Linked DNA regions of Homo sapiens: region 1 is linked to region 2. Evidence: chromatin loops called from intact Hi-C (ENCODE). Cell type or tissue: endothelial cell of umbilical vein. All regions are shown on one strand. Each heading gives the region's core, and the rest is flanking DNA. Links, peaks and the distances in the headings are about the cores only.

Region 1 (4,388 bases), core at 302-4,301, 260 kb before region 2:
GCCGGGCGCGGTGGCGGGCGCCTGTAGTCCCAGCTACTTGGGAGGCTGAGGCAGGAGAATGGCGTGAACCCGGGAGGCGAAGCTTGCAGTGAGCCGAAATCCCGCCACTGCACTCCAGCCTGGGCGACAGAGCGAGACTCCGTCTCAAAAAAAAAAAAAAAAAAAAAAAAAAATCAGCCGGGCATGGCGACGCATGCCTGTAATCCCAGCCACTCAGGAGGCTGAGGCAGGAGAATCGCTTGAACTCAGGAGGCAGAGGTTGCAGTGAGCCGAGATCGCGCCACTGCACTCCAGCCTGGGCAACAGAATGAGACTCTGTCTCAAAAAAAAAAAAAAGAAAAAAAAGAAACAGCCATCAAAGCATTGGTTCTCTGGTTAAAGACAATGTAGATTACTCAGTGTGCCTGATGTATCAGGACTGTTGTTTCTAAATTATTATTATTTTCATTCTACAAATGAGAAAATGGAGAATCGGAGTGATGAATTAAATTGTCCTAGGGTCACTAGCCCATTAGGAGATTGTGCAGCTGGGATTTCAACCTGGATTGAGAGATTCTAAGCCTGAATCCATGGCTGGGCATCCCTGCATTGCAAAACAACAGGTGGCCACCAGGTATGACATCCATGGAAGCTGCCGGGAGCAATGGACACAGTGGGATTTCTTTATGTATGTGTGTGATCTAATTTGATTTTAAAGGACTGTTTCTGAGTGGTGCATTCTGAATACTCTGCATATTTCCAAATTCCACAACAGAATACAGAAAGACTGTGGGATAGAGATGATAGTTTCTTGAAATAGGCAAATCACTAAAAATGGCTCAGAAGTGGGGCCCAACTCAGGGGACAAAGTTGACTTTGATCTGGAAATTGTAGTGTAAGGAAGGCACTTAAAACTGAGCACTTCATCAAACCCCAGGCTTTTTTAGGATCAGCAATTTCTACCATGGGTGTCCCTGCTAAGAAGCCTCTAGAAGGTGAGACAGAACTTCCTGTGTACGTGGAGGGCAGCAGTGGGCAGAGCCAGGGATGCTGGGGGGAAACGCCAGTCACAGTGGTTCCTGGGCTGCTTCAGGGGCGCTGCGGAAGGGAACCGGGCAGCACTTAGCTGGGTGTGACCTCCTCAAACAGAATGACAGAGGTCACTCCCAGCCCTGCTTGGGTAACAGGAGACCTGGAGACCTGGCAACAGCTCTTCAGAGGAGGGTGTCATCTGGCTAGAGAAGAGGGCTTTGCTGGCAGAAGCAGCTACCTAGTTTAGGGGGTCTGGAGGTGACTATGGGGAAGACAAGAACTTAACAAAGAAAAAAGTTCTAAGTCTTTTTCCCTATGTATGTGTATGCTGTTCATAATTTTGCAAATAACGTATAACTACAATCTCCTTTAACAAAACAGCCCTGATGATCTCATGAAGGCAGGGAGTAGAAGAAATAGATACTGCAGGCTGGGAAGGGTGTGTGGGTAGGAAGGGGATGAAGAGAGGTTGGCTAATGAGATAGAAGGAGTAAGTGTTTGCTCTAGTGTTCAACAGCAGAGCGGGGTGACTCCAGTTAAGTGTGTTGTGTATTTTGCAATAGCTATAAGAGAGGATGTAAAATGTTCCCAACACATAGAAATTAAAAATACTCGAAGTGATGGACACCCCAAATACCCTAACTTGAACATACAGTCTCTGATTTCACAAAATATCACATGTACCCTATCAATATTTCAAAATATTGTATATCGAAAAAAAACCTGCCCTTGTCCATCACCCTGCTGGGTGCTAGGCCTCTTCCCCACTGCTTTCCCCAAAGGAAAAGGGTTTGTCATCTAGAATTTCTAAACACAAACCTTTTGGGGTAGGGGAAGAATCTTTTTTCCTGTCTAGATCCGACTCTGCTCAGCTCTAAAAACTCCAGGAACTATAATAAAAACAGACTCTAGCAGGGCCAGGTGGGGGCCCAGGGGAGATCAAGCCCATCTCTCAGGAACTGCAGCCCATCCTGCCCAGGGACCTCATTCTACCCAGGGGGGACCTGTACTGGTATGTGTGCACACAGCACCAGGACAGAGCGAAAAGTGGCTCCAAGCTCATTTTCAAAGACACACCGACATGCAGACCATAGGAAGGCAGAGCCCCTTTTGCCATTTCAAAGTAAGTTTTACTGCTTTTTGCTTCGGTGACTCCACACTGTTGGCCACTCCCCATCTCTTCCAGTCCAGGGCACAGCCTAGACTTTCCTAGAACAAAAGTCCATTTTCTACAGGTGTGGAAAAAGAGCTGGGCTCTTGAGAAAGGAGGTCATGCCAGCCCTCTCCCACGGCACTGAGCAACAGGGAGCCAGGGCTGGCGGGAGGATGAGGCTCATGAAGGGGAGGAACCCATGGGCCATGGGACGCCAACTCATGGGCGCTGGCCACAGACAGAAAGCCGGGGTTTGGGGATGCAACTTAGTGGTCTTCTATAGTCTTTGAGACAGGGGAGATAGGAGAGTCCACAAGGAAGCCGTCCCTCCTGACGGCAACACTGACAGCCCAGCCTCAATGTCCCAAGTGCCCACGGAGGCTCTGCTGGGAGGACTCCCTCCAGCCAGGCCAGGGCTGGGCGTCAGTCACCCCATGCGGGGAACTGGGTCTCAGTTGGCCATGTCTGTTCTAAAAACAGAAGGACCACAACCGAGCCCAGTGTCTATTTTTAACGTCCCACTCACTGAAGAGGAATGTGTAATATTTCAGTAAAAGACGAGTGCAGGCTGCCAAAACTAACTGTTTGGCTTGGCAGCCTCGGACAGATCTAAATTGTTGAGACAAAGGCTACAGAAGCCTTGTCAGAAAAGATCATCATTTACTGGAGCAAATCCTAATACATTCACCAACCACTTAACATCTATTCTTCCCACCTCCCCTCCAAAGAGGGAAGAGGAGGAAGATGAGCAGGAGGATACTAAAAACCTTTAGAATCACAAATTTAGTAGAAGTGGCAGCTGACAGGGACAAACCCAGGGGCCCAAAGAGACGGGGCGTGAACGTAAGCAAACAAACATCCACCCCGTCAGCCTCTAAGGCAAAAAACACCAGCCAGGGAGAACTCAGCTGAGGCCCAACAGGAAATGGGTGCAGAGGTGCACCAGTCCCCAGGGTTGTCAAGGTTAAGGGACAAATAATTGTGTCTGCCATTCTGGGCTCATCATCTCACAGGGACAAAGACGCACCAACAAGGAATTCATCAGCATGATCCCCATTTTTCCTCTATCACAGTGCTTCCTAACGGTAACAGGGAAGAGGGTAACTCTGGAAGCTGCATAGGGCTTAAGAGCCCAGCACTGGGCTTAGGACTGCCTGGTTCACATCTTCACTTTATGCCATAGTTTCCTCATCTGTAAGGTGGGTTGCTGTGAGGATTACACTCTGCAATGCAGGGAGGGTGCTCAGCACAGACCCGGCACGTGGTGAGATTCCTGATTGGGACAACTGTTAAAAGAGGATTTGTGCTGAGTCTGGAGGGCAAGTGGGGCCTTCTCAGGTGGATAGGGGTCAGGGGACGGAGCAAAACACTGAGGTCCAAGAGAACATGGTCCCTGAGGTGGGTGAGAACAGAGCCTGTGGGATGGCAGTGCAGGGCTGAGGGCAGGGCTGAGCGAGTGACGCATCGTCCCACACACATGGAGAGCAGGGAAAGGCCAAGAGCAGGGGCACACAGGGGTCTGCTGTTGTCTCAGGAAGGGGTGAGGCACAGCCCAGAGGAAGGGCAGGAGGGAGGGAGGGGACTGCTGGGCAGAGATGGGGGTCTCGGTGAGAAGCACAGAGACCAAGTTGCGGGTGGGTGGATGCAGCCCCATGGTGTCCTGCCTCTCAGAAGCCCCGTGACTGGTAGTGAGGAGGAACCATTGAGCAGAGCCAATGAATCCTCTATGTCCAGGAACATCCTGCTGGAACAGCCCTTCTGTCCCACCATGGGCAGCAAAGCCCCGAAAGTCACAGATAGACCTGAGCTCCAATTGCTCTCCGCCCACTCGACCTGCCAGGCACCTGACCCCCTGCATCCCGGTGTCCTGACCCACAGCGTGAACAGGGACACCAGCCTCCCAAGGGTGAAAGAATTCAGAGTACACACACATCCCTATCATGGGCACAGCACAGAGGAAGGGCCTGTGCTCATAAATGCTTATGTATCTTCCCAAGGAGGCGTCTGGAAGGCTTCCCTACTCTGGGAATGATCTATATTAGCCCCCCAAGATCTTTTGATACCCATGAAATCAAGGAACCGATCCCCAGCCCAACCTACTTACTGCCCTAATAGGCAGCTGGACATCAGGTGAAGGAAGGGGGTAGCCAGAAAGGAGAAGCAGCCAGACAGCTTGGGGGAGGGGCAAGGCTGGGGACAGGGTCACAACGCCCAGCCAACCAAG
Region 2 (4,388 bases), core at 207-4,206:
TTGGCTTTAGGTTTTTAAAAATCAAATGCAGAAACAGATGAAATACCAAAACAGTTCTAAGAGGACATCTTTCCACTATGAAACCTGACATCAGTAACTGCACACAACTAACAGTACCTGTCACATTACATTCCAGTTGTTCATATCAATTTTATTAGTTTTGTAGTTTGGGGGTATTTAACTTTTAGATTTGTGTATTAGTCAGGGATCTCTAGAGAAACAGAACCAATAGGGCATGCGCACGCGCACGTGTGTGTGTGTGTGTGTGTGTGTAGAGAAAGAAAGAGATTTATTTTAAGAAATTGGCTCACACTAGCTGGGCACAGTGGCTCACACCTATAAACCCAGCACTTTGGGAGGCTGAGGCTGGAGGGAGGATCGCTTGACCCCAGGAGTTCAAGACCAGCCTGGGCAACATAGCGAGACCCTTAAGTCTGTTTTTTTTAAAAATTGTTATATATTAAAAAAAAAAGAAAGAAAGAAATTGGCTCACATGATTATGGAGGTTGCAAGTCCAAAATCTCCAGGGCAGGCCAACAAGCTGGAGACCCAGGGGAGAGCTGTTTTACAGTTCAAATCCAAATGCCCTCTCCTGACAGAATTCCTTCTTGCTGGGGAGAGAGCAGTCTTTTTCTATTAAGGCCTTCAACGGATTGGACGAGGCCCACCTGTATTGTGGAGGGTATCTGCCTTACTCAAAGTCCACTGACTCAAATGCATTAATTTCATCTAAAAGGAAACCTTCATAGCAACATTTAAAACAATGTTTGCCCAAATATCTGGGTACCATGGCCTAGCTAAGTTGACACATAAAATTAAACATCACAATTTGTTTTGGTTTTAAGGTTGTATAAGAGCCACAAGGATCAGGATTTCAAATCTTGCCTTAAATACATATTTTTGAAGTGTTTTTAATAAAAACACTTTAACAGCATCGGGGCAGTGGCGGGGGTGGGGAGTGGGGTCTGTACTTTTTTTCTTTTAAAAGCATCTGAACTGTCCTCAGGCTGAAGAGCAGTCTTCCAGAACTGAAAACTTGCTAAAGATTTTCCCCCTGGCCAGGCGCAGTGGCTCAAGCCTGTAATCCCAGCACTTTGGGAGGCCGAGACGGGCGGATCACGAGGTCAGGAGATCGAGACCATCCTGGCTAACATGGTGAAATCCCGTCTCTACTAAAAATACAAAAAATTAGCCGGGCGTGGTGGCGGGCGCCTATAGTCCCAGCTACTCCGGAGACTGAGGCAGGAGAATGGCGTGAACCCGGGAGGCGGAGCTTGCAGTGAGCCGAGATCGTGCCACTGCACTCCAGTCTGGGCGACAGAGCAAGAGTCCATCTCAAAAAAAAAAAAAAAAAGATTTTCCCCCCAAAAAACTTAAAAGCAATCTTCCTTCAAAGATGAATCCTGCCTCTGCCCATAACACAGAGAGGGAACTTGCTGGCAGCTGCATCCAGGCCCTGGGCTTCAGGGTTTTAGAAGTGTGGCTCTGCTTATCTACACAGTATATGATCTGCTTTTTTCTCTTAACATTTGGAATAAGGCTCTATGTCTTCCTTCTTAAAAGATGTTTTCCTTATTGGTTTGATTTCTATGAAATTGATTTCAGTGAAACATAATAAAGTTATTTACAATGATCACTGGAAATAACAGCTACAATATGGCCTGGAAAAGAATATTGTGAACCAGCATTAAGATATGTTGAGGGTAATGGTGTATTATGAAGTTCATATGTATTTAGCAAAAGATTTTATATAAAAGGATCCTTTTACTTCTCTATCCTCAATTCCTGAGTAAAAAACACATCCCATGAATGTCATCTCATGCAGAAAAGAGAACTGTACTAATAGTTTCATTAGAACAGAAAAATCATCCGAATAAAAATATCAGATGATTCATTAAGCAAACCCCTACCCACTGCCTTAAAACCCTAGGCTTGCTGTCATTTAGATTTCCTGTCAGGAACGCCATATTTCAGCTATAAATAGAACATGGCAGCAGATAGAGCAGCTTTTTAATGAGGTCATTCCAGAGTCTGCATGATTTATTTTCTTTGAGTCTTTGCCATTTTTTGCTTCAGATGTGGCCCCTTTGTGATGATGATGCAACGTGACAGAATCATACCAGACTTCCAGAGCACTACCCTTGCCGCCCAAGTGCCCGCTCTCCCTCCTCCTTCCTCTCCCTCTCTGTCCTCCTTTGCACACTTGCTTTTTAAAGCCTCTTGTAAAGGGGCAGCAGTCAGAGGCTTCTGTCATATGTTTAGAGACCACCGATTGGGTCTCACTTTTGATCACTCTCCCATCAGACACTAAATGTCCCAGCTGGAGCTTGGCTCATGTCTGGCTCTCCTAAGGTTGTTTACCTTCTTTCCTGAACTTTATGATTGATGATAGGGGTGTGAGGGGTGTGGAATAATGGAGACAGACATAAGACTAATAAATTAAAAGCAATTGAGTGAGCTGAGAGTTTTCCCATCTTCCTTATTAAACCTGACTCTATAATAGCTCCTAAAAGAATAACAGAAATGGAAAACACCGTCTCTAGTCAATACCCTTTCACTCAATGTGATTTTCCAGATGCTGGGAAGGGCCCTCCAACCCCAGTTCCCCACTCTCCTTCCCCTGTCACCAGTGCATGATTATACTTACCTAGGGACAAAAGCCTTTGTTCCCAGTGGTGACAGTTTTGGTGGCTCTGGAGGCTTTAGCGTTCCCTGATTCTAGCAACACCCTGAAAGACACACCAACAGTCCTTCCAAATCTCCATGTGATCTAAGTTAGAGCTCGGAGGAAGCACAGCTTCACAAGGCCCATCCTCCCCAGCGGCCTTCCCAGGCCCTCCAGCCAGCCCACACTCTGCCTTCATCCCAGGGTTGCTTGGCTCCTACTGGGGGTCTATGGGCGGGAGTACCACAGCTGCATTACCGAGCACATTCCTGCCTCCTGGTCTAGAGGCAGGCTGAAAAAGGCTGGCTGTTGGTTTCACAACACATTTAGCAGAAGCACCTGACCTGACCTGAGCCCTCCTGGTGGAAAACCCAACCGGGTCTCCTGTGAGGTGTTTCGGTCTGGACTTGTCGGCTGAGGGACAGCTGCGTCCATCAGTGTCCCTTTCCCGGCTGGGAACTACTTGAGGGTTCCCAGGACTGTGCTTCTTTGTCTTTGTATCTCCAGTGCCTAGCACAGGAGGGGCACGTAATAAGTGCCCTTTAAATATTTGCTGAGTTTAATTGAATCTTTATCTGAACACTTAGGAAAAAAGCAAGTGACACCACATGGAACTATCCTTCAGGACGGGGCACTCACTCACTCATGGAATCAGTCCTTCATTTAATTAACATGTATCGAGGGCCAACTAAGCCTAGGTTTCCGGCTTTCTGCTTTGCCTCAGGAAAGTAAAAGTGAGTAATAGGCAATCTCTGTGCTTGTTTAGTTCATAGCCAAGAAGGGAAGACAGCTAATAAGGCAGGATTTTAGTACAGTGTGATAAGAGTGCTGATAAAGGTGCATAAGTCACAAGAGCACGAAGCCAGGCATCTAACCTCGTTGTCTGGAAGGGACGTTGAGGCAGAGAGAACAGTGGAACGTTGGCATGGAGATGTGGGAGACATGAAGTTTTGTGCAAACATCTCAGTGAGGCTCCAGTGTGGCCATCACAGGGAGATGATCATGGGAGAGACACAGAAGGAAGCAAGACCGGAGCAGTTAATGAGGCCCGAGCAAGGGGACCTTGCCTACATGCTAAGGAGGCTGGGCTCTGTCCCAGAGCACCGCAGGAGGTGATTAAGCTGGAGAGCGACAGGATCAGATTTGCATTCACTGTAAAGCCAGGTGCAGTGGCTTACACCTGTAATCCCAGCACTTTGGAAGGCTGAGGTGGGAGGCTCGCTTGAGGCCAGGAGTTCAAGACCAGTCTGGGCAACATAAGGAGACCTCATCTCTGCAACAACAAGAAAGAAAGATCACTTTAAACACTAAAGACATTACTGCTTGTACATAGAGGATGGCTGAACATAATTACCGTGAGGTAGAGAGTTTTCTCCATGGGGTCCTAGCTTTAAGCTCTGGACAATTGACTGAAGGAGACAGCCCTTAGGAGAGAAAATAAAAGCTGAAAGTGACCTGAGTTTTACTACAATTGGTTATGTTACTCTATGACTCCACACAGCTCCTGTCTACTTCCACCAAAATGGCACCACCTTCCTGTTCCTAGGGATTCCCCCTAAGACAGAGGGTGGCAATGTTACTTCCTTCCATTCCGTTAGAGGCCTTGGGTTCATGAAGTGTGGTCCCCCTCCCTGCAACTTCCTGGGGAGGGCCTTTCTGAGGCAATTAGAAAATGAGAAATTCCCTTCCTCTCCATTCAGTGCCAGAAGAGGAGTGGGAGATT

The links. A loop is a pair of places that touch in the nucleus more often than their neighbours do. Peaks named below come from ENCODE experiments on the same cell type or tissue, not always from the same donor. Only the 100,000 strongest peaks of a DNase experiment are listed, where the experiment ranks them.
Region 1: a loop joins it to region 2, with 9 times the contacts of the local background. A loop is called at or near these places in 1 of 110 quality-filtered maps.

What each region holds. Positions count from the first base shown.
Region 1 is chr1:230,846,957-230,851,344 of GRCh38, forward strand. The region is part of intron 2 of C1orf198 (chromosome 1 open reading frame 198); the gene reads right to left. Among named protein-coding and RNA genes, the nearest start is that of C1orf198, 19 kb to the right of the region's middle. RefSeq lists an enhancer at 1,821-4,388. In endothelial cell of umbilical vein, for the core only: no CTCF peak of the experiment used is centred there; a DNase peak (open chromatin) is centred at 2,735; H3K27ac peaks cover 1,903 bases.
Region 2 is chr1:231,104,467-231,108,854 of GRCh38, forward strand. No RefSeq gene overlaps it. Among named protein-coding and RNA genes, the nearest start is that of TRIM67, 55 kb to the right of the region's middle. In endothelial cell of umbilical vein, for the core only: no CTCF peak of the experiment used is centred there; a DNase peak (open chromatin) is centred at 2,015; H3K27me3 peaks cover 169 bases.